Regions from separate parts of the Mus musculus genome. Here region 1 is linked to region 2. The links are chromatin loops, found by intact Hi-C in ENCODE. Cell type or tissue: left cerebral cortex. All regions are shown on one strand. Links, peaks and the distances in the headings refer to the core of each region. The heading gives the core; the rest is flanking DNA. Region 1 overlaps Pcdh9 (protocadherin 9). Region 2 has its middle 9.3 kb from the start of Pcdh9.

The links. A loop is a pair of places that touch in the nucleus more often than their neighbours do. Peaks named below come from ENCODE experiments on the same cell type or tissue, not always from the same donor. Only the 100,000 strongest peaks of a DNase experiment are listed, where the experiment ranks them.
Region 1: a loop joins it to region 2, with 4 times the contacts of the local background. A loop is called at or near these places in 2 of 42 quality-filtered maps.

The regions. Positions count from the first base shown.
Region 1 is chr14:93,048,168-93,061,244 of GRCm38, forward strand. The region is part of intron 4 of Pcdh9 (protocadherin 9); the gene reads right to left. Among named protein-coding and RNA genes, the nearest start is that of Gm23509, 83 kb to the right of the region's middle. In left cerebral cortex, for the core only: no CTCF peak of the experiment used is centred there; DNase peaks (open chromatin) are centred at 5,893 and 8,068.
Region 2 is chr14:93,893,401-93,906,477 of GRCm38, forward strand. No RefSeq gene overlaps it. Among named protein-coding and RNA genes, the nearest start is that of Pcdh9, 9.3 kb to the left of the region's middle. In left cerebral cortex, for the core only: a CTCF peak has its summit at 5,337 (motif pointing left); a DNase peak (open chromatin) is centred at 5,277; H3K27ac peaks cover 221 bases.

The sequences.
Region 1 (13,077 bases), core at 2,314-10,313, 850 kb before region 2:
GAGAGTTTGGCCGGGTATAGTAGCCTGGGCTGGCATTTGTGTTCTCTTAGTGTCTGTATAACATCTGTCCAGGCTCTTCTGGCTTTCATAGTCTCTGGTGAAAAGTCTGGTGTAATTCTGATAGGCCTTCCTTTATATGTTACTTGACCTTTCTCCCTTACTGCTTTTAATATTCTATCTTTATTTAGTGCATTTGTTGTTCTGATTATTATGTGTCGGGAGGAATTTCTTTTCTGGTCCAGTCTATTTGGAGTTCTGTATGCTTCTTGTATGATCATGGGCATCTCTTTTTTTATGTTTGGGAAGTTTTCTTCTATTATTTTGTTGAAGATATTAGCTGGCCCTTTAAGTTGAAAATCTTCATTCTCATCAATTCCTATTATCCGTAGGTTTGGTCTTCTCATTGTGTCCTGGATTACCTGGATGTTTTGAGTTAGGATCCTTTTGCATTTTGTATTTTCTTTGACTGTTGTGTCGATGTTCTCTATGGAATCTTCTGCACCTGAGATTCTCTCTTCCATTTCTTGTATTCTGTTGCTGATGCTCGCATCTATGGTTCCAGATCTCTTTCCTAGGGTTTCTATCTCCAGCATTGCCTCGCTTTGGGTTTTCTTTATTGTGTCTACTTCCCCTTTTAGTTCTAGTATGGTTTTGTTCATTTCCATCACCTGTTTGGCTGTGTTTTCCTGCTTTTCTTTAAGAGCCTGTAACTCTTTAGCAGTGCTCTCCTGTAAATCTTTAAGTGACTTATGAAAGTCCTTCTTGATGTCCTCTATCATCATCATGAGAAATGTTTTTAAATCTGGGTCTAGATTTTCGGTTGTGTTGGGGTGCCCAGGACTAGGTGGGGTGGGAGTGCTGCGTTCTGATGATGGTGAGTGGTCTTGATTTCTGTTAGTAGGATTCTTACGTTTGCCTTTCGCCATCTGGTAATCTCTGAAGCTAGCTGTTTTAGTTGTCACTGTTAAGAGCTTGTTCTTCAGGTGACTCTGTTAGCCTCTATGAGCAGACCTGGAGGGTAGCACTCTCCTTAGTTTCAGTGGGCAGAGTATTCTCTGCAGGCAAGCTCTCTTCTTGCAAGGCAGGTACCCAGATATCTGGTGTTCGAACCAGACTCCTGGCAGAAGTTGTGTTCCACTCACTAGAGGTCTTAGGATCACGTGTGGAATCCTGTGTGGGCCCTTGCGGGTGTCAGGCGACTCAGCTGGCAAGGTAGCCGGGGCTCGAGTGGAGTGGAAGGGGTTTGTGCCCCAGATCAAGCCCGGGTAGCCTGCTTCCCTATGTACTGCAGTCTCAAGTTCCACGCAATTGGATTGGGGTAGGCGCTGTGTTCCACTCACCAGAGGTCTTAGGGTCCCGTGGGGAGCCCCGTGTGGGCCCTTGCGGGTGTTGGGCAAGACTCTGCTGTCAAGGTAGCCCGGGGCTCGAGTCTCGAGTCGAGCGGAAGGGACTTGTGCCCCAGATCAGGCCCGGGTAGCCTGCTTCCCTATGTACCGCAGTCTCGAGTTCCGCGCGATTGGATTGGGGCAGGCACTGTGATCCACTCACCAGAGGTCTTAGGGTCCCGTGGGGAGTCCTGTGTGGACCCTTGCGGGTGTTGGGCAAGACTCTGCTGGCAAGGTAGCCCGGGGCTCGAGTCTCGAGTTGAGCGGAAGGGACTTGTGCCCCAGATCAGGCCCGGGTAGCCTGCTTCCCTATGTACCGCAGTCTCGAGTTCCGCGCGATTGGATTGGGGCAGGCACTGTGATCCACTCACCAGAGGTCTTAGGGTCCCGTGGGGAGTCCTGTGTGGACGCTTGCGGGTGTTGGGCAAGACTCTGCTGGCAAGGTAGCCCGGGGCTCGAGTCTCGAGTCGAGCGGAAGGGACTTGTGCCCCAGATCAGGCCCGGGTAGCCTGCTTCCCTATGTACCGCAGTCTCAGGTTCTCAGTGGACACTATGCCCCTCCTTAGATTTGGGAACAAAACACCCATGGAAGGAGTTACAGAGACGGAGTTTGGAGCTGAGATGAAAGGATGGACCATGTAGAGACTGCCATAGCCAGGGATCCACCCCATAATCAGCATCCAAACGCTGACACCATTGCATACACTAGCAAGATTTTATTGAAAGGACGCAGATGTAGCTGTCTCTTGTGAGACTATGCCGGGGCCCAGCAAACACAGAAGTGGATGCTCACAGTCAGCTAATGGATGGATCATAGGGCTCCCAATGGAGGAGCTAGAGAATGTAGCCAAGGAGCTAAAGGGATCTGCAACCCTATAGGTGGAACAACATTATGAGCTAACCAGTACCCCGGAGCTCTTGACTCTAGCTGCATATATATCAAAAGATGGCCTAGTCGGCCATCACTGGAAAGAGAGGCCCATTGGACTTGCAAACTTTATATGCCCCAGTACAGGGGAATACCAGGGCCAAAAAGGGGGAGTGGGTGGGCAGGGGAGTAGGGGTGGGTGGATATGGGGGACTTTTGGTATAGCATTGGAAATGTAAATGAGTTAAATACCTAATAAAAAATGGAAAAAAAAATAATAGGTTCTTCTACAAATGCAAATTTGTTTGGTCTCTGTCAATTTATATTTATAATTTTTAGTCACATATTTTAATCACAGTTGTCTATGTGACTAAGTGATGGGCTGGCTCTAAATACTTAACAGTTACTCTGAATTTAATGAAGATGCAGGAAAACCTAGATTGCACAAGCTGAAATGTTTCCCTCTAACCATATAGTGCTATTCAGTCATTAAAAGTCTTGATTTAATTCAGGTCTAAGATTTCAACTAGTGATGCCATTTTCCATCAGCATATCACTTGATGGCATATTAACTAAGGGAGTCTGTGTTCATTGCCTATCAGACTCTTCATTTCTGAGACAATGTATCTCAACCAAGACAATCTTCTCAGTAAATAAAGTGTGTTGTGACTCCTTGTACCAGGAAATGTTTTTATTTGTGGAAGGAATTCTATATTTATTAATGCCTGTGCAAACCCTTATGGTGTGGGTGTAAGGTCAAGAGACAACTTGCAGGATTGTGTTCTTTGCTTTACCATTTATATATATATGGGTGTCAAAATTAGGTCAGAAGTTTGGCCGCCATCACCTATACCCACCGAGTTAACTCACTAAACGTGGGCATTTTATGCAATGCCCAAGGTTCATATTTTCGCACTTGTCATCCAAAACAACTCTTGCTGTTCCTCATCTCAAAATAGTGTCTGTTTGTGTGCAGAGGTTGTGTAAGGATGCAAGTCTATGTAGGCAGACTGAATGGAGAGTGTTACAAGAGAGATTGTACTGAAATTATAAAACAAAAATGCTGGGTTTTCTTTGGTGAGATTAACCAAACTTTGCTGAAGCAAATCAGGTATTATTATTATTGTTATAATTTATTATCATCACGTAAAATTTCTTCATTTCAACGAAGGAAAAAGAAGCATGCATAACTTTACAACATCTATAGCGAAAACATCTGGTAGCTGCTCTGAATATAAGCATTTTATTAAGCACTTAAAATGCATCTTTTCACTGCTAATTAAATGAATTTAACCCAATTAGAGGATTAACACACTTTGTGAGTGCTCCACTGCAGGGGCTGACTAAGAAACATTGCACTTCATATATAAGTTCCCTCACAAGATCCTTGCACAGAGAACGAACCATATAGAAGTCCACTCATGCTTATTTTGAGAACTTCTTCTTGCTGGTATGCCTTACTTTTTTTTAAAAATATCCTCCAGTTTAATAACACAGATATGGATGTTTATCCAGGATGCTTGCTAATTCACCAAGTAATTGCTCACAGGGTCCCATTTTCCAAAATGAAAACTAGCAAAACTTGAAATCAGGAGATCCTCTGTTTCCTGCTGATACAGTGGCATATTTAGAAGCACTTGTCGATACAAATGTCTGCCTCAGCATGTCCTGTAGCAAGTGGGCTTCAGCACCCACGAAAAGCTCTTGACTGGGCAGCATATCCAGCCTGCCTCAGACACCCATCCTTTCTGCCAATACCTCTTCTCACTCTGCTTCGCCTGTAGCCCACTGGACAGACTTGGTACAAGGTCTTGAGCTGCTTTTCTGTTCCTCTATAAGACTAAAGGAGAAAATGTGATTTTCAAACATAATATAAAATACAGCAAAAAAAAAAATTAAGAACAAAACTAACAACAATGCCAGAAATACAAGAGGCCACTCCTTAACAGCAAAGAAGATCAAAATAACTTCCAAGGGGGAAGTTCTGGGACAGTAAAAAAGTAAACTCAAAAGGCATTTGGAGGTTAATTTTTAATAAGGAGGAGAAACCTGCAAGTCACAAAAGAGTTCTATATTTTAAAAATGCCTGCAGAGCCTCATGGGTTCAAATACAAGGGCCAACATTTGTCATTTCTAGGCTTAGTAAGATCATTCCTGAAAGGCTATTATATTTTAAGCATGGAGGCCACTATTTAGGAAATTATACCATCAGGCACAAAGCTGAAGGCTGGGACGTTTATGAAGAACAAATTAGAGCAATGGGCTCTTTTATTTAATCTAGAGGGTTGTCTCACAAATTGACTACTCCTTTGTAAGAGAAAATTGCAGGTGGTAGTATTCTGACTAGGGACTGGTTCAATCTGTCTTAGAAATTTAAGAATTAGTTAAACTGTACATAGAGAGGAAGGTGTGTGTGTGTGTGTTTCTATTTACATGAATATGATATGTATGCATTTCCTGAAATATTTTCACTTATTATAGGCCAATTTTGGTACAATATAAAAAATATGGAATAAACATAAACTTGTAATTTTTAGGCAACCTGAGAGACTTTTCAAGTTTGAAGCCTATTACATGGTCCTTAGAAATGCACAACGCAGGCAAACATATTAATGAAATGATGATGCAATGGATATATATGGTTTAGTATGGAATGACTTTACCCAGACCTCATAAATGCCAAAGGACAATAAATCTCTTTCATTGTTGGAGTTTCTCACCAAGAATAGCTATCATTAATGTGACAAAAGACTCAGTAAAATGGTTTAACATTATCTTGTGGCTTAATGACAATCTTGAAGACAGTGACTATTCCAAGTGATGCTGTTTAGAAGATGCTTATCTATCCCCCTAAGCATTTTTTAATGTTCTGTAATTTTATTTTATTTTATTAGATATTTTCTTTATTTACATTTCAAATGCTATCCCAAAAGTCCCCTATACTCTCCCCTTGCCCTGCTCCCCTACCCACCCACTCCCACTTCTTGGCCCTGGCATTCCCCTCTACTGAGGCATATGAAGTTTGCAATGCCTACGGGTCTCTCTTCCCAATGATGGTCAACTGGGCCATCTTCTGCTACGTATGCAGCTAGACACACGAGCTCTGGGGGTATTGGTTAGTTCATATTGTTGTTCCACCTATAGGGTTGCAGACCCCTTCAGCTCCTTGGGTACTTTCTCTAGCTCCTCCACTGGGACCCTGTGTTTTATCCTATAGATTACTGTGAGCATCCATTTCTGTATTTGCCAGGCACTGGCATAGCCTCATATGAGACCAGCAATACCTCTCCTGTGCATATCTCCCTAAGCATCTTAATAGACTGAGATGTGCCGAGGACACTGAGTAGCATGGCTGGTAGCATCCTCACAAACACTTCACTTTCGTGGCTATAAATGAATCAACAATCATAGTGTTTCCATATGAGAACTTAGAAATGGTAGGTTACTTGAGAAGAAATCTACAGACATTACATATACCACTCTATGTTCATTTAATTTCTCTCATTTTTGCTAGAGGTTGATTTTTGGTGGCTTAGTGAGAAATACAGGAGAGTGGGCAGGAGGATTCTACATTGCCTTCACAGCCTGGAGTAAAATAACCACACACGGAGAAAGCCATTGCAGATTCTGATAAATGCTATAGAGCAAAGGAAGAGCGGGGACTATGGAAGCATAATAGAGAATCAAAGTTACCAGCAGGTGTTTTCTCAAAAGCAAAGAGAAGGCTGCACTCAGTGCTTCTCCTAAGAAGATTCAAAAGCTCTCCATGCTCCTTGGATCACCCAGGAAAGAAGTACTTTCCAACTTTCAGAAGCATGTAGAAGTGCTAAGTAACTGTCCGCTGGGAAGTGATGCTGCTGTGCTCATTCAAGGGAGGCAGGGTCCAGAAGTAAAGAGAAGTGAAGTGTATGAAAGGGAGAGGATGCCAGGTAAAAGGAGGCGGCCTTTAGAGAAAGCTCTCCCTCTGTCTCTCAAGTGCTTTGCACAGGGCGATCTTTATTTTGTTAAGAGAATTTTCCCAGACCTCTCTATTAACCTTATCAATGGAGTTCTGTTGCAATTCTTAAATCTGCTAGTACAAATGAGAGTTGCTTAGTGACCTATTATGGTAATTCTCTTTCAATAAATACCTATTGTACAGATCCTGCCCAGTGCTAGGTTATGGGAACTTTTCAAGAGACACAAGTCTCAAAATTGAGGCATAGAAGTCATGTACTAATGTGACCATGTCTGTGGCAGGGTTTACTAGTATATCATAAAGCAGGGAGGGGTGGTCTCAGAGGTGGGGTTAGATGGAAGATTAATTATCAGATGACTGATTGATTATCACAGGATATAGCTGCTGAATCATACCAGTGGAAGAGGCATTGAATGAGAGGTGAAGAGGCTGGGGACACATGTCACAAAATCTCATGCTGTTTAGCATATATATATTACTTTAGCATGTAAATGAAAAGAAACATATATATGCATATATATGAAGATATGTATACTTAATAGCTCTTTTCATTTACATACTAAACAAGTACGTGTTTGTCACCATTCGCCTAGATGACAGGCTCATTTCAATGCATCTCAAGTTTTCCTCTCAGCAGTCATGGCATTATTTTGCTCTCTTACATTGATGGTGGCAGATGCTTGGTTTATATTTAACCTAAAGGTGCCATTGACAACTGCAAAGACTCTTAATTATGATAAAATTGAGAACATATAGGATTCCATAATGAGGAAGGCTGTCTGACTTACATGTATTTCTGTATAAAATGCCAAATACAAGATAACATGAAGACAAGACACGAATAGGGACCTGTTACGTACAGCTGGAAAAACAATACATGTAAATTTTCAGGAAAAAAAATAACCTTGTAATTGATTTTCCACAGTTTTCTGATGGTATGTTGCTGATTTTATTTTTAATCCATTCCTGGATATTAACCATAGGAGCCTTGGGAAAGCCCTGGTTACTATTCCTACAAGAAAAGCAGCACCGAGATAGAAGTGAGGAACTAGGAATCCCATGATGTTCTGGCCAATAGGGCTACTCTGTTCTAATAGCACAGCCACAAGATGCTTGTGTCTTCACAGTACTCTTTCTTGAGGTAAACAGTGGGCTCCAATTAAGAGCAGCTAGCTCTGTGTGGAAGTAAAACTGCTCTGGAAAGAAAACAATGTTAAGTGGAATCACCTAAGAACAAAATATTTGTTTCTGACTCTCTCCCTCTCCCAATTTCTCTCCCTCTCCTCCTCCATCTTCCTTCTTCCTTTCCCTCCTCCTTTCTTGTCCCTTCCCCCTCCCCTCCTCATCTCCTTCTCACACTCTCCTTTTCATTAAATTTAAAAGCTTTAATTTTTCTCTGCATCAGTGAGAGTTAAACTCAATCTTAGGAAGTTCTCCAATAAGGTACACCACCACCAGGAGACTGCGAGGGATGTTTTCTGGACTAATCTAACCATCAAGTCGAGATGTGTTCTTTGCTAGGGGGTACTTTAAGTGCAGTTTGCAAGAAAAGTGCAATCCACTTTGTGATGGAAAATTGTGTGTGCTAACTTGGCTTTTCTGTAGTAAGCAGGCATTTGATCACAAGCTAATGCTACTTTGAAGGCATTCATTACTTATGATTGACATTCAAATCCAGTATTTATAAGTAAAAGAGATTGCTCCTATAGTACATATGAGCCCACTCTGATCAGTTGAAATCTCTAAGATGAATAAAAGATGGCACTCCTAAACCAGACTAGGAATTCTGTCTCGATAGAGCAGAGCCAACAGATCCTTGCAGTCTGTTCTTCTATGTGCCATTTAGACTTGGCAACCTTCATAAATCTTTGAGCCAAATCCATGAAAGAAGCCTCTTTCTCCATAATTTTATGCATATCCATATCATTCTATTTTTCCTAAAGTACCACACACGAGGCTTCAGAATCTATGTCTTCACTATTAAAATATCCCGGATCTGATTATGCCATTCAAGTATTTTTCCTTCCTTGTGACTTACTTTCCATATTCACTTCATGAAACAACTGTGACACAGGGCACAGGCGCCTGTTCTCACAAATTTTCCTTTTTGGTTCATGGTACAAATTTAATGGTGGTACAAAGAAGAGATGATGGCAAAGTCCTTCAGATTTGAACTTGTAATTATGAGGGTGAACCTAGATTTCTAGAAACTGTCTAATCGCTAACGCAATGATTCATAGCGGTTGTGTTCCTGAAGTACAAACTACTGACATCCATACACCACGGAAACCTATCTATCTAAACAGTGATGAAAGAGCATAAAGGAGTCTTGGCTAAAGCTTTATAAAATTGTGTTGGTTATAAGGACAAATACATCTAGATAGACTTCAAACATCTCTTTTCTTTCATTGATTGTTTGATCCTATCATAGTAGAGTAAGTGAAAAAACATGGACTGATTATTGAAATGTTAATTTGTTTGTTTGTTTGTTTGTTTGTTTTTGGCAGCTAGCATACATTATCCCTGTAAGACTAGTTTTTAAGAAAAAAATCACAATTATACTGTAAGCAAACTCATTGTTGTTTGCTTTCACATATAAATGGTAGGACTTGGGAAATGACTCATCCTGTAAAGTGTCTACTGTATAACCATGAAGGCAAGCATTCAGTTTTCCATTACCCATGTAAAAACCTATTGTTTGACTCAGGAATTCATGTAAAAGATGCACATAGTTGCCAGTGTTTGTCACCCTCGTTTGGACAGCTTGTGATTGATGGATTCATATAATATTTATATATTGTCTAGCACATTAGATTGGATAATAGCAGGAGTCATAAAAAGAATAAATAAGAATATAAAACAATGAAAAATATGTGCATTTTGAGTATTTCAAATTAGGTACTATTCCAAGTAAATGAGGAACATTATTTAACTTAATTTCTAATAAGATTGTGACTTAGACTTTTCACTTTTATTTAGTGAGAACGAAGCAGAAAATCAAATACATTAATTTTCATAAATATTCAAACTTATAAGTACCTGGGAGGGGGATTCAGGATGCCTGATGGCAAAACAAACTCTTTAGCCATACTTGTAGGTAAGAAGAAACACTGCCTTACAATGAAACGTGGTTTGACCCTACCATCTTTCTGCTAGATATTTAAAAATGATTCTTGACAATAAATAAGCCATACATATGCGTATGCATGTAGTCATTCATCCTACCTTCATGTATCCAACGCTATAGCTTCATAAAGCAGTGAAAATAGTATAAATTAGAAAGATCGTTCTGTGTTTGAAGACATGGTTTTTGAAGGGAAATTACTGCAATTTTTGCAGCACAAGAGTAATGCATAAGGACCTAAATTTCGACACAGCACATGCAGGAAAATCCTACAAGAATAGATTCCCCAACAGCATCCCTTGGATCACAGCCTCATCTAAAGATAAGCAATACACTATACTAACGGATACGTCATAAAATAAACTCTTCTAATCATAGCAAGATGTCAGAGGCATTGGCTAACGTCTCTAGAGGTGTCTATTTTCTCCTCTCAGGAATGAGAATATTATTTGAAGATGTATTTACTTGTGAAACTAAAGCTTCATTAAAACATACATATGCATATGCACGTAGTCATTCATCCTGCCTTCTTGTATCCTATGCTATAGCTCCAAGTTGTAGGAAAGTTCTGCTCCCTCATATACTCCTGATTGTTTCTCCACCCCTACCCTACCCAGCCCACAACATTCCCACATTCCTTCTACTCTCTCCTTAACCCGCTGACTCAGAAAGCCTCCAAACCAAGGCTCCAGTAGCCTAATTTTGTATTCCTGAAAGTCTTGAAATCAGTCAGAAACCTCTTCCCTTAAAGTTGCAAGCCACCCAGATCTGGGCCTTATGTGACCATACCTAGGCACAAGCCTAGTGTATGGAAATGAAGAGGTCACTTCAGGAACTTTAGAAAATTCCACTGGACCCCTCTCTTCCTGGAAATGAAAGGTCGAACATAGGCACCCCTCCAGAAGAGAGGGGCTAATTACGTTCCTCAGACCACAGGGAGGAAGGACCAACCACCCTCCACCTTTGAGTAGAGGAGGCCCAGAGCCACTGTTTGTCACCCACCTCATACCCTATAGACTGTTCACCTTAAAAGTCACATTGTTTCTCCACATCTTGTCCAGCATATGCTGTCACCTGAGTCTTTCATCTTAGCCATTCGTTCACTCAGGTAGTTCCCCAGTAAAATGTCATTTTCCTTGCCTACCATTGTCTCAGCATGTTTTTTCCCAGTTTGGTCCGCTGAGGCTGGTGAACTTGCCAGGGAACCATTCCCAAATTAACCTGATTTATTTTTTTGACTTTAAAATCGGCTTGAATTTGCCGGTTTCAACATTAGAGAAAGCATTAATATGAAGGAAGGCTAAATCTGGACTGTTGGAATTATGGTGTGATTTGGTGATCCTAAGAGCAAAATCCCAATATAGACAGGATATCCTGTGTTAGTTGCTGTTGTCTTACAGGGGATTCTGCTAGGCTTCTCGCCGAGACCTAGCAATGGCTTAGTCATCACCTTGCCACCAATCCCTGCAACTGCCACGAGCAGGTGCCAGAAAAAGACTGTTAGCCATCCCACTTGGGTTTCTCTTTCTGTTTCCATATGTTCACAGCTGGTCTTTCTCGCTCCCCACCCCCACCACCTTTCTGTCCTTCTTTTTGTATTTCTCTGTCTCTCCATTCTCTGCTCTCTAACTTCTGCTCCCATCTGTCTAATGCTGCCCCTTCTCTCGGCCATCACTCCCCCACCGCACCACTTCCTCACGATAAACCCACTTGATCTCAGTCTGTAGCACAATGTGATTTCTCAGAGGGACATCTTGGCATGGGCCAGCCAGTTATTTCACCCGCGAATCCCCTGCTGCATTATAGTTCATAGTAGTTATTTCTCTATTGCTTTAACAAGATACAATGAGCAAGGCAGCTTTTAAAGGTAAGGGTATAATTTGGGCTTACAGTTTCAGGATCCAGAGTCATGGTAGCGGGAACAGCTGAGAGCTTACGTTGATCCAATTTTCGAGAGTGACCCTGGCAGTAGTTTAGAAACATCAAACCCTCCTCTATGTGGCATAGCTCCTTCAGCAAGGTCACAAGCTCTAGTCCTTCCCAGATCCACCAACTTGAATCTAAGAATTCAAGCTCGTGCGCCATCAGCCCAGTCTCACTCCTACCTTTACCCTTAACCTGTTTGATTTACTTTAGAATGGTTCAGACTAAGCATGTAAAAGGATATAACACTTGGGTACCATAAAGCTCTTAATACACAATAGTGCATAAGTGATTTCAATATATGAGTTTTAAAATATCAAATGACCTTTTAGCATGTACAATCTCAAAAATATAGCTAAATGGAGTCCTACCTTTGCAAACAGAAAAACAAGAAAGCTGGGTTATTTGAAGACAGGCTAAAATTCAAACTAAAGTTTTACATGTTCTCTGAGTTTCAAAGGATAAAAGCTGTACTAGTGATGTATATTTTTACTTGGTTTTCTTTTTTTAATCTCAATGGGGAATTCAGTAGGAAAATCTACATTTTAGTTGCTTTCTTAAATTAAGCCTAGAATAGTATCACTTGTGCCACATAAGGATTATTTTTTTCATAATTCTAAGAACACAGATTTCATAAATTCAGTTTGTTTATAAGATAGAAACTATTTAAAACAAATGAAATGAATAAATAAATAATCTTTTTCGGTTGTGACTGACCCTACTCTATTTAGGGAATTTTCCATTCCTGAAAGAAGAACTTGAAGACCCTTTGAATATATTAAATACAAAATAATAAGTATAATGATTAGAGTTGTGGAACCATATTAAAGGTAAGAGCAGTAAAGCAATATTTGGAATATTTATAACACCAAACAGAAATATTCCTTCATCTTGAACACTTAAAGTGGAAATGATATCAATCTTAGATTTTTTTCCTAGTTTTATTTCTATCAGTGTGCTCTAAAAACATACATGTGGAGGGGTTCCTTGCTTAACAATTACAGTCTGTCAGTGAGGGACATTCCAGGCAGGTCCTTGAAGCTTGCCTGTCACTTCCCATTCAACTCAGAAGCAGAAACAAGAACATGCATCCTTGTTTGCCTGTTTGCTTGTTCTCAGCTAGCTGCTTCCTCCTCCTCCTCCTCCTCCTCCTCCTCCCTTTCTCCTCCACCTAGACCTCCTCCTTCACCTCCTCCTCCTCCTATTCCTTCTCCTCCTCATCCTCTTATACAACTCAGGATTCCTGATTAGAAAATTGAGTAAGTGTTCCTACATTAGTTAACAATCAAAACAATCACACCTAGGCATGCCCACAGGACAAATCTAGATAATTACTCTTCCCCTGAAATTGTCCGGTAGCATCAGGTTGACAGTTAAAACCAACCAAGTTTAAGGATAGCTGCAATTACAACTTTCCATTCAATTTATGTATTTTCTGAAATTTGAATTTTCTAAATTTGAGTTTATGCTACTTCTTGAAAGTTAATTTGGTCCTCAAGCCAGGGCAAATTCAAAAGGAATTATAGTTTTGGGGGAAAAAACACAAACAAACAAACAAATAAACATAACAAATAATATCTTTTTCCATTCAATATTGGTAGGTTCTTTGTTTTCAGTTCCAGTCATGGGAGTAAAAGGTCTTCAGGAACTATTTCAGGTCTGGAGAATGACTTCAACCTATCTTATCACCATAGGTCTTTTTAAAACTTAAAATACGAGATTATAATCCTCTGATTCCAACTGTCACCAGCGAGTCTTGCCATTAGAGAACTCTCAAGTTCTTTGAATTTGTACAACATATTTTTGAGATATGTCATTC
Region 2 (13,077 bases), core at 2,148-10,147:
AATATATTATGTTGTCATCTAGTTTGTTGTGTGTAAATAGTGCAGTGTAGTGTAGTGTGTGTGTGTGTGTGTGTGTGTGTGTGTGTGTGTGTGTGTGTATACATGCATCCAACTAGATCTCTTTAATTAATGCTCATTCACAATTGGCAATGCATGTTTCTACAGCCAGGAATTATGATGCTGTTACCCTTGCTATCTGATTAGTACTTCAAGAGTTAGTACCATCTGGGCAAAAGTATAAGAGACATACTGTTCACTCCTGGCTATCTAGGTCATAGGATACAAAGCTAAGTCAACCCTGGCCATTTAACTTAAGCCTAAAATGCCTTCAGATCCACATAGAAACAGATATGGAATACTGGAATGGTTACACATTCCCCATGTTTAACATCGTTCTATTTATATATTAAACAATAATTTCCATGCAATGGCATATAATAACCTGAATTATTAAGAAGTCGAGTTTAATTGGATTCTGGTGTATGACTTCCTAGTTATCACACAGCATTGTTAAAATTACATTTCATATGGAGATCATTCCTGCATGTTACATTTTCTATAAAAGACATAGGCTATAATGTTGAAAATGATCACATGCCCTCCTCAAGGATTTCAAGACCAGAATAACACAGCTTCTACAGTGTACTGAAGGTTAAAAATTAAGTAAAACATATTTCATGCTCTATACTTGTAAATGTAATCCAGAGGGGTGCTGCATCTAACAGACAGCGAATAGATCACGGGCCTGTGATGTCACAGCAGTATCTCTCTACCATTTCACAACAGTTCTAGGCTTTTGCACTGTGCTTCGGGAGGAATGATGTGTTAAAGGCCTTGTTAAGGGTGGTGTGCATTACTACTCTTGAGAAAATGACAATACAGAATTTTAACACTACAAGGAGAAATTAGCACCTTCTGAAGTCTGTGCAAAATGACTAAGTATAGTGGGTTGTGGGTTAATTCCTTTGCTTTCTTAGTGACTGTCAGCTCTTCTTTTTGAGTATCTTTATTCTCCTTTACTTCTTTTTTTTTTTCATTTTTTAAGGCACCCTAATGCAGGTAATCAAATTATCATGGAACCCCAGTGACACCTTTCATTCTCCTTGAATGACTGATCTAAATTTAAAACAGTTTGCTATATTTTCGTGACTGACACAGATTATATGTGTCAGATTGGTGCCTTTAAAGTTATTACAATGTAAACTGACACGTTTCAGAGCCACTGTTCTGTCATGACTACTACGTAAATTAAAAATATATATATACATATATATATATATATATATTGAATTCTCAAATTTTCTAATGAATTATAAAATAGTTTAATTTTATGTAGACAGTTCTTTGACAGTACACGTTTTCACCGGTATGACTAAGGTATCTTGTGGTGATTTAGGAAGGTATAGAATTTGATTTAAATGGTAATATACTTATGCAATATTTCAAATTAAGTAACTTCTCTAAATCTGTGTAACTTTAAGTACAATATAGGCAGCTTCTTCTTGATTCTGTCGGATAAAGCTAGATTAAAATTGTTAGAATAAAACATTGAGTATTATCCTTCGATCTACAGTAATATGAATAATGTGCAATGATATGAATAAGTGTGCATGCTACTTGGAATAACTCTACTCATACATAAAAATGGAGACATTAGTAAACATTTCAACTACAATAGCATTTGCCAAGATCTAGTTAGGAAAATTTGTCTATTAAGGCATTTAAAAGTTGGTAGTATGACTTTCCCTTTCATTAATAACCGTATATTGTTGAAAATAAAATTTCATTTCCTCTGGGCCAGCATCCATCTCCTCCTTTCTTATTCTTTTCATGTTTTCAGACTTTATTTTAAACACTATACTCACATGATTTTCCTCTGGAGGCCCAGTTTGTTACATAAGGTGCACACAAATAGACTTACTCACGTACCACTGGGTGGATGAGCCTCGTTTTCCTCTTATAGTTCCTCAGAACTAAATTTCAAAGAAGGTTTTCTGCTAGCTGCATTAGGGTGAGTCAGGATAACCTTACATTTTGTTGGCTGCTTCAGTCCTGACTTATCTCCACATCCCACTGCAACAGTGTCCTGGAGATGAACCCCACCTGCCTTCAGCAGACATTGTTACAATTTGTCCAGGATCTGACTCACTATCATGGTACATATGTAGAACTATGCTTCTTCATGTAGTTACAGGGCCTTAAATTTTTAAGATGAAGCATCTTATTTCTTCCAACATTGCAGATCCTGCCTAGGATTCTAGCACCAGGAGGGTGAAGCCAGAGGACTGCTGCAATCTCAAAGACACCCTGGCTGTATAGTGAGTTCTAGGTTAGACAATGCTGTAGACAGACAGACACAAAGAAGGAAGGAATGAAGAAAGAAAAGAAGGGAGAAAGGAAAGAAAGGGAAGAAGGAAGGAAGGAAGGAAGGAAGGAAGGAAGGAAGGAAGGAAGGAAGGAAGGAAGGAAGGAAGGCAGGCAGGCAGAGAGGAAGGAAGGAAGGGAGGCAGACAGGAAGGGAGGGAGGGAGGCAGGGAGGGAGGGAGGGAGGGAGGGAGGCACTTTCATTCATTAGAATCTAAGGTTAATAGCCCTTCAAAGGTATTTAACTTCACAACATCATGCCATTCATCTATGTATGAACTTTTGTACCCAGGACAATGATAGGTGCAATACTGTGAAGGGTTAGGTAGGCCTCAGAGGTCTTTCTAGGTTTTATGGAGTAAGGTTGTTGTTTTTTTTTTTTAATGTGAATTAAACATTTGTTATCTTTCTTTTTAAAAGCAGACATTGAATCCATGGCTCATTGGTGGAGTGACTGTCTATGATCTTCCCAAGCCCTGAGTCTGAAAACTAGGGTAACCAAAATAAAGTAGAGCAAGGCAAAATGTAACAAAATGTCTTCCTTAAAATTGCTATAGGAATTACTTTGTAAGGAATCCCAATTAGGGAAAATTTCTTTGTAAAATGAACTTCATAAATATAAGATAAGCATGCATTCCAAAAAAATTAATTTGAAAGAATAGTTATGTTTCCAAACCATTCAAACTTCACCTCAGCAGCCAGTTAGCACCTGTCTTTGAGACCTCATGGTAAATCTAGAACGGTTTGTACTTACATGAATGGAATCTAGAACGGTTTGTACTTACATGAATGGATGTGAGCTTATTGACCATTTTAAGAGAGCAATAGGCTTAATTTCAAACATTTGATCCTTACCATCAAAACAGAGACAGAATTTTAAAATATTACAACAAAAACTAATCAAAGTGTATATGAATAAGAATAAGAGAATATATGAAAGTAATACTTAAGGTAAATATCATAATTATTAGAAAGTGAATTGGACAATATTGTGTTAGGGTTATAAAATACACCATGGATGAATTTAGCATCAGATAATCTATTTTTGAATACTATTACAAACAGCAATATTTGCTTCATATTGTATAATTTTGCTTCTTTTTACTTATTTATTTAAATATTTTTGAGGATAGACTAGGATTCCCTGCCCTCTAATTTATGATCCTCCTTGCCTCTGTCACTTGAAACCTGGCATTTATATGTTCTCTCTTTATATTTTCCCTAAGTTTGAATGCTCATGATGTATATATTCAACACACACACACACACAATGTTCATATGTATATATATTTGTGTTAGTGATAGCAACCTTGTATGATTTAAATCTTAATATTTGTATAATTGCTTATTGAACATATTATTTTAAACATCCTATTACACTTAATTTGGCTTCCTTGTGAGTATCTGTAAGAATATTTCATGAGCAAACTAATTGCATTGTGAACAGTAAGTTGTATATGCATGAGTTTTTTGCATTATATAAAAACCAGTTACTATTGGAGACTAGAAGGAGAAAGAATAAGAAAATGAGGTTTATTCACAGGAGGATTCACAATTACCATGGTTAAGTACCTGGCTCTCAGTCACCACTGTCCAGTAATACTGTGCTCAAACTTCTCAACATTTGCCCTGTGCCATTTGGTCATAAGGACTGCTGTTTATAGTCCTAACTAATGTAAGACATAGTTACAAAAATTGGAAGATGCTGACTTAATCCTGATTTATTGACAAAAGACTAAAATGCGACTTGTACTTGCCTAACTGCTGTTTCTGTAATTTTGAAGGAAAATAAGTCACAAGATGAAATTTGTATTTTCAACGTTATTCAACTAAGAGTAGTTTAATATCTTTGGGAATCCTTTTAGTGATGGTGGAGGTATCTGTAGTTTTTCTATGGACAGGGATGCTTTCAATTAATAAATGTTCACAAAGGAAGTCCTTTTTCCTCAGCATACACATGCATATCCACTGATATCAAAGCTGAAACCACAGATATGTGACTTGATGTAGGCCTCTAGCCACAGTTATGGCTGATTTAGATGATTTGAATCAATTTATATGAATTTCTAAATTGCCACACAAAAGGTAATAATATCAGTGCAATTCATATCTTTAGGGATTTATTTGGAATAGTACCATTGATCATTCTATATAGTTAGCTAATAGTGTAGGAAATAAATACTCTTTTACAACTATTAGAGACATGCATTTTAAGTTTGTACAAGGTACAGAAATTCAGTGGGTCAAGCAAAAGGTCTTATTTACCTAGTTCCTGTCTATCTTCGTTTTTCAAACATAAATACTTGAAAAAGTAAATATGGTAAATATTTGTAATTTTTATAAGTGTGCAATATACACAGTTGAGTTGTTAGAATTGATATTGTAGTGTAATAGTTAAAAGTATTGAACCCACTTAGAAATGCACTAACAAAATATCGACTGCCCTAAATTCTATAATTAGTTTATGAATTTTTAGGTTGTTTCCATTTCATAGCCATTGCGAATACAGCAGCAATTTTAGAATGCTAATGAGAGTCAGAACAGGTTAATCTGAATATAAAATTAAAACCTGGTCTTGATTTTTAACACTTAACTTTCTAACAAATTATTTCTAAGTTCATCCAAATGTTATCATACGTATATTTAAAAAAACAGGTATAAATATGTGGTTAGTTAACATATCTTTCATATTTATCTCTACATCAATGCAAATTATTTTAGTTCCTCCGAAGGATACACATAATATATATTTATTTTGGTGAATTGGGCTGAGCCTGCTATTCTTTGGAAATGTGTAAAATGTAGTTTCAGTAACACCTTAATAAATGAGCAATTATGTAATCATATAGGTAAAGCATTGGGTTGCATACCTAAAACAAGGAAAAATTTCAACTTTATCAATTAGTCTGTCACTTTTAGAGTTAAATTCCTTCCAATATAATTTCTATCTGTGGTAAATGCTGCCATCTAGAGGACTTTTTCTGCAATACATATAAAATGAGAAAAAAAAAGAGGAAGGAGTGTAAGATTTAATTTTCTACTCTATGACTTTCAAAAGTTAACAAAATAAGCATAGTTTAGATTTCTGTCCTACAAATTAAACATCATCTGTGGGATAATTTTTCAGAGGTGTAAAATTTAAGTAAAATAAATAGGTAAAAATGTCCAAAGATAATGATGTCAATATATTATGTAGTAACTTTATAATGGAGTTTTCTAACAAAAGGTAACAGATATGAATTATTATTCCTCTCTATCCATGGTTTTATGAATATACGTGTTGGTGGCAATGTGTTTCTTTTTTTGGTCTTGTTTCAAAATGTGCTTCTTTCCTATCGGCTTCTTGGAGAGAAAGACATCCGTCATCCGAGCTTGAGACCTGCACATATCCAGGATGGGAAATGGTACAAAGTGAGCAGGGTCTGACTGCGCTGCACTTTTCATTAAACGTGTGAAGCAATAGAAATTCTGGTGAGCAGTAAACACCTTTTTGATGGCAAATTTTAGATGTACTAACATTATTCAATTGAAATGAATATAAACACGTGTGCTGCATTGGAAGTTAGAAATTGATATCCCAGTTTGAAGTTTTTCTGGACGCTTCACTCATTTTGAATTGATTGCTAGTGAAATGTATGACACACGACTTATAAAAATTCACACCGATGTTACAGTTTGTCACTGAAGTGTGTTTTCTATTTTGTTTTCTTAAGACTGACCTGAACTTAAAATATTAAAGATTGCAAGCTTATTTATATGATTAGAGAGTTCGTCATATTTTCCAAACATAGTCAATGATTATTGAGTTAATCATGTATTTCAAACATAGTCAAATATGTCTCAAGTTAATATAATTCTGCCACGATGACATAGCACTGTGACAATGCCTTTGGAAAGAGAAACCAGTAGCAAAATAAAAGTCAGATTTTATTATTTGATGTTCTAATTAAAATAAACAATTTTAGGCATTTGTATAGTTCTGTTCAGTTTTAGTTTTTAATTCATATTTAGTGCTAGTAAAATTTCAGGGTTGATGAAAGTGAAGGGAGGCACCTAGTCTCTCATTGTGGTCTAGCATCTATGATCTCAACAATTTTACAGTAAATAGAAAGAAAGGAATTGAAATCGATACCGCTGTCCTAAGTATATTATCCTTATGGCCATATTACTATTGCCAAATTATTATTTTATTAAATGATATTAAAGTTATTATTTAATATATTGATGTTAATAACATTAATAAATTTATTTGGTATTACAATTTATATATTATTCATTGATTTACCAATTTAAAAATGCACATGAAAGGACATAGAAAACAACATTCTGTGAAAATGTAACACATTTCCCCCACTTACGTCCATCTTTGGACTCTCATATTTTAAGAAGAAACCTTTGTATGGTGAATGTGTGTGACCATACATCTCCATGTGTGCGGGTGCATAAATGTGATGTTTGGCATGCACGTGTTTACTGAGGTGTATTTTTCAACCACTTACCGACTCTAGCTGGCTTGGTTGCCTGGGGATGCCTTGTCTCCACTGGGAATACTGAAAAACGCTGTCAGCAGGCCACAACAACTCGTCTGATTTTGCTTGGGTTCTGGGATCCTGCTTGCAAGGACAACTACTTCACAAACTAAGGCCTTCTCCTAGCTCTAAACAAAATCAGAAACACCAAAAAGAACATGACATGAATGCATAGAAAAAGAATATAAGTTAAATTTTGTATAGTTTCCAAAAAAAATTTTTTGCCCAACTGTAAAGATTTTGTATGCATGTAGATTTTTTTTTCAAACACAGGAAAGTAAGATATATACTTAAACCACGTGACTGCAAATAACTCACAACCTAGAAAACATGACCCTTTTTGAAACTGTAGTATCTCCTTAATATAGCAACAACCATTTTTGTAGTATCATCTTGTGCCTCTATGTATTATATTTATGCATAAATACAATGTAAAGCCAGTATGTTCCCACTTCCACAACTCTGATATAGTTACACTGCCTCTGTTTGGCTGCCTGTTAGTTCCTTTGTTTAAGCATCTGAACAATTCTAAGATGTTGACTTTCTGAAGAGGTAAGGGCAGTTGTAGGGTGCATCATCCCACAATTTGGAATTGCTTAATTACTTTCTCTTAGGATCATTAATTTAATGCTCTAGCACCTACAGTTTTGTAAAGTGGAAGGCAGAATTAAGGTACTTATGTTCATTAAAGATGTAATTGGTGTCCTAGGCATAACCAAAAATATCCTTATGGCTATTTACAATAATTTAAAAACATAATAACTTAAATTTTAAATTATCCAACTTTATCTCAATACATCATTTCGTCATACAACCAGTATAATAATACAAAAAAAAAACCCAAACCTGTCTAAAATATGTCCTGTATTTTCTAGTAGATCTTAATTTGAACTAGTCATAAATCTACTTTAATTGTGTGGCAGAGAACTTAGTCAAACACTACCATGGACAGTAAATAGTTCATAGGGGAGGTAGTGTCCCTGACATTCATTTTCCCAGGACATCTGTAGTGTCAGGTTGTTTCACCATGTATAATGTGAAGCGAGCTCATTTTACAGGAATTGCCACAACACATCTCAGTGTAGAGGCTATATCTCCTTCCAAATAGCCAATGACCTGTGGGATGATTCAGTGTCTATGAATATTCTGTTACTTGACAAATTGACATTGGAAGGTGCTGGCATCCATTAATGCCCTTCAAGTGAACCAATAAGTCAATAATCACAATATTTGTCATAAAATAAGAGTTATATAAGCATACAATTGCCTTTATTTGATGATATTCTTCAGTACAAAGGGGATCCCATCCAACCTCCAAGTCTACTTGTACTACTCTTAAAAACACAAAGACACATTCATAATTTACATCTTAATTCTCCTTTATGTTTACTAAAAGTTTCTCTCTCTTTTTTTTTTCATGATAGCCTGATCTTTTAATTTTAGCATACACTTTTCTCAAATTATTTTGAATGAACTAGATCGTTTTTGGTTTGAGCAGACCTTTAATATACTGTATAAAGATAGGAGAGAAAAGGCTCAAGATCAAAGGCAAGCTGGGCAGAAATGAGCCCAGAGAGCCTGTAAAACATCCCCAGGGCTTGCACAAGTCCAAGCCGTATGAGGTCTCAGCAGTGAGAGGGGGAAGAGAGCATAAGCTCCCATCCCTACCCAAGAAGCTACCTTCTGTTGACAACTCACTCTTTCAAAGGAAAGTTTAGTTTTCTCCAGTGGAGTCTCAGTGGGTAGATAAACTTAAGGACAGGCCCCATGCCAGCAGAAGATGGCCAACATGAAACAAATTCAATAATTTTTCTACAGATTTTTGTCTCAGATGCCTTTTTGTGGGCAATTTTACATTTTTATCTTATTGGTCTTCTGTTTGAAAATATGGCTTCTGATTTTGACTTTTTATGGTGTGTGTGTGTGTTTCTTGTGCCTTTTTTGTCTTAAAAAATGTATTCTAGTTTATTTTGTTTGATTTGCCTGTTTATTTTCTAAACAGAGAAAGCAAAGAAATGGAGTTGAATTGATGGCGTGGATCTCAGAGGGATAAGGAATAGGACATTGTGATCAGAGTACATTGTATAAACAATAATTATTTTCAATTACAAGTCATGACTCAGAACAGAGAGGCATTCTGTCAACTTCTAAATTATTAAAACAAGACCAAGATTTTCTCCCTTCATTTAGAAGAAGCGACTTCTCCAGAGCCTTTTTCACAGCTAAACTTGTTGGCAATTTTCAGATTGTTCTGGACTTATTTCAAGACGTCCTGCTTTACTAAGTGCTCCCTGAATTTTGTCGAATTTTTCATAAATGACACCAGGTTTGCTTTTTAAGAGCTATGCTTGCCATTAACAGAAGGGTCTGGCCTATCTTTATTGCTGTTATTAAAGAGATTTTTCAGAGTTGTAACAAATAAAATTATTGTCTCTGGAAAAGCAATCTTATGTGGATATACAAACACATGCGTGCAGCCAACCCCTCAAACACCTGTTTTACCTCCCCAGTGTCAAGCAATTAATGGAAACTATTCCAAAAAAAATAATTGCCTCTCTCTGTCTGTACAGGAACATTTTTCCTTGTCACTATTCTCTACACAACAAAAACAATAATTCACATTGCATTTGTGTTATATTGAGTATTATAAATAATCACAGGATGACAAAGTATACAGGAGTATGTGTATAGGTTATATGCAAATTCTGTCATTTTATTTAAAGGGCTTGAACATTTGCAGATTTTACTACCCACGGGGGAGCCCCCAAACCATTCCCTCTTGGAGACCATGGGAAGGCTGTATGCGAAAATAAGAAATTAGAAGTACGTGTCTAAGTTTAGTTTTTAGCTAACATTATGGTAGATAAAATATTTTCTGTGCAGTTTGCCTTTAGAACAGCCTCTATTCATCTGATTATTTTTGTCTTAAGAGAATAAATTTAGCAAATGCTTTTATTTCTTTATTTGCTTGTTTGATTCTTTCTTTCTTCCTTTCTTCCTTTCTTCCTTTCTTCCTTTCTTCCTTTCTTCCTTCCTTCCTTCCTTCCTTCCTTCCTTCCTTCCTTCCTTCCTTCCTTCCTTCCTTCCTTCCTCTTTCTTTCTTTCTTTCTTTCTTTCTTTCTTTCTTTCTTTCTTTCTTTCTTTCTTTCTTTCTTTTTTTCTTTCTTTCTTTGCTTTGGGAATAGTTCTACAAAACACATTAAGTATTACCTTACAAGTCTCTGTTGTGGCCTATTGCTTGCTCAATACATTTACTAGTTATCTTTAATTTTTTTCCTATGACAAAGAGAGATATCCATTTTGTTGAGCTAAAATGAATAGAAATGATATACAAATGAATACATAATAATAAATAATGTGGCATCATCCAGGAGATTTTCACAGGTTCAAACAAGACAAAACCCCAGCACTGAGAAAGGAACTGGACACAAATTCCCTCCCTTAACCAGGACACTATTTGCAATTGATAACTTCTGTGAAAGGGATAAACAGTTATCTCCAGTGACATGTCAAGGAGTGTAACAACTGGAGGCAGCCCCATGACCAGTTAGTTGTCCAACACAAAACAGACTCCATATTTTGTTTATTTGTTTTTAGGGGGATAGCAAGACTTTGTTCTTTGTTCTGTTCTGTTTTTGTATTTTTTCTTATTGCTTTTTTGGTTGGCTTGTTTGTTTGTTTAGATTTTTAGTTATTGGAGGAAGAACAGAGAAAGAAAATGAATTAATGGATAGAGTGTAGGGGGAAATCTGGACAGCGTTGAGGATGTGAGAAACATGATCTGAAATTATTGATTAAAAAGATTTAAATAAGAAAAGTAATCCTCATTCGCAATCCCTAAAGGTGGCTTTCTTTTACTTATTCTACCACAGAAACTAAAGGTTTTTCAAAAATCATTATATCATAACCAGGCAAGTGAATTTGCTTCCAGTTACATTTCTATATTTTGCAAGAGTAAGGGTCTGTGTTTTCCCAGTTTTTCTCTGCAGAAAATGTGTTCTAATGCAGATATATGAGTACAAAGGGGGGAGAGCAACAACAAATCCCAGCTAAACAGGCAGAAAGATGGCTCAGTCAATAAGCCAGTACTGAGCACTAAGTGTTTTCCATGAAGTGTTCTTACTTCAGTTCTGAAAGACCTCGAGTTTCCCACCTACTCTTAATCAGGCACAATAGTTTTATCAAAAAAGAGAAATATCAGTTCATATTAATTGTATAAAATAGTATGTTTTAATATGAAATTTTCACATATGTAAATTAAACATTGCAATCAAATTTATATTACTTTTATTGATACGTATGCCTAGTTCCCTCCCAAAGAAGGGTATTCTTCTAATTTCGTAATAGTCTACTTTCTACTTTGGTCTTTTAAAAAGGTAAAGTTGGAAGATAATCTGACTTCATGATTATGTCTATTTCTACATCTCCTTTTATAACAAATAGCAATTTCATTTTTCATGTATTTTCAGGTTGTGAATCCAGCTGCCAGTAGAAAAAGCTGAAAGCAACCTGAAAGGTAATCAGATGTTCTCCCTGAGCAACCATGGGCTGTGCCTCAATACCTACTGTCTTAGTCAGGGTTCTATGCCTGGACAAAACATCATGACCAAGAAGCAAGTTGGGGAGGAAAGGGTTTATTCAGCTTACACTTCCATATTGCTGTTTATGAAGTCAGGACTGGAACTCAAGCATGTCAGAAAGCAGAAGCTGATGCAGAAGCCATGGAGGGATGTTCTTTACTGGCTTACTTCCCCTGGCTTTCTCAGCCTGCTTTCTTATAGAACCCAAGACTACCAGCCGAGAGATGGCACCACCCACAGTGGACCTCCCTCCTTGATTGTAGGGAACAAAAAGGGGGCTCAGGCGAGAGGCAGGGGAAGACCCACGCCAGTGTTTTACCTATTCTCTGGTCTGTCAGGCATGGGAAAGCTGCCATACACTGTCCACTCAGCCCTGGGTGGGCATTCAAGCCTCTGACCTACTCTTCAGGGGGTGGCCAATGGGCAGCCCTACCTGGGATTTTCAAAGCTACCTTGCTAAAGCCACCATGGGTATGGGAGAGAGGGATAAGGGAAAACGTTCCCAACACCTGTGAGAGTGCGAGCAGCAGATCTTGACTGGAGCACAGGAAGGCCTTCTAATGGGAAATTAGAAATGGCTCATTAGGAGAAAGCCTGTCCCATCCTCCAAGCGCAGTGGGCCCTGATGAGCAGAGACATTCTATGGTTGTAGAGCTTTATTATTGAAAGGCAAGGGGAAAGAGGAGAGAGAGAGAGAGAGAGAGAGAGAGAGAGAGAGAGAGAGAGAGAGAGGGAGAGAGAGAGAGAGAGAGAGAGAGAGAGAGAGAGAGAGAGAGAGAGAGAGAGAGAGGGCTAGAGAGAAGAGTAAGAGGGAGAGAGGAGAGAAGAAAACAAAGAGAGAGGAGAGAGGAGAGAAGACAAAGAGAGAGGAGAGAAGAGGAGAGTGAGGGGCAAGAAGTGAGAAAGAAACAAGTAAGAGAGCAAGCAGGGGGCTGAACAGCCCTTTTTATGGTCTTTACTGTTGCTAGGTAACTGGGGAGGAGTTTAGCCTGAAGGTCAGAAGCTTGAGCCATTGCCTAAGTGACTGTTGTGCTTCTCTTGTGGGGGCTGTGGGGGTCAGTAACATAGGCAGGAGCCAGAGTTCCAGGAGCATTAGGGAACACCTACCCTGTCATGTAGGTGAATTATGACTTCGGGGTTCAGACCTCAGCTCAACTGGAGACCAGTCTGTCTGTGGAGAGCCTAGTGCCCCACACTTGATCACTAATTGAGAAAATGCCTTACAGCTGAATCTCGTGGAGGCATTTCGCCAACAGCAGCTCCTTTCTCTGTGATAACTCCAGCCTGTATCAAGTTGACACAAAACTAGCCAGTACACCTAAGGTGCTCCAATTCCCTGTGTTTCCAGTTCTTTCTCTCCAGTCCTATGCTCACCCTGATTTCCTTCTAGTTTCACATTGGTTAAAACATCTGTGAAATTATAATCAGAGTCAGTCATCTGCATCAATTCTTTTGATAAATAAGGGTCTTATTTCTACCCTTGCATGTTTGGAATCAGCCTTAATTCTTGGGAAAACAGGGTCAAATTTTCTCACATTCTTGATTCTGAAAAAAAACTATCTTTGATAATGTACTAAAATCTATGATTTCTGAAGCATAATGAA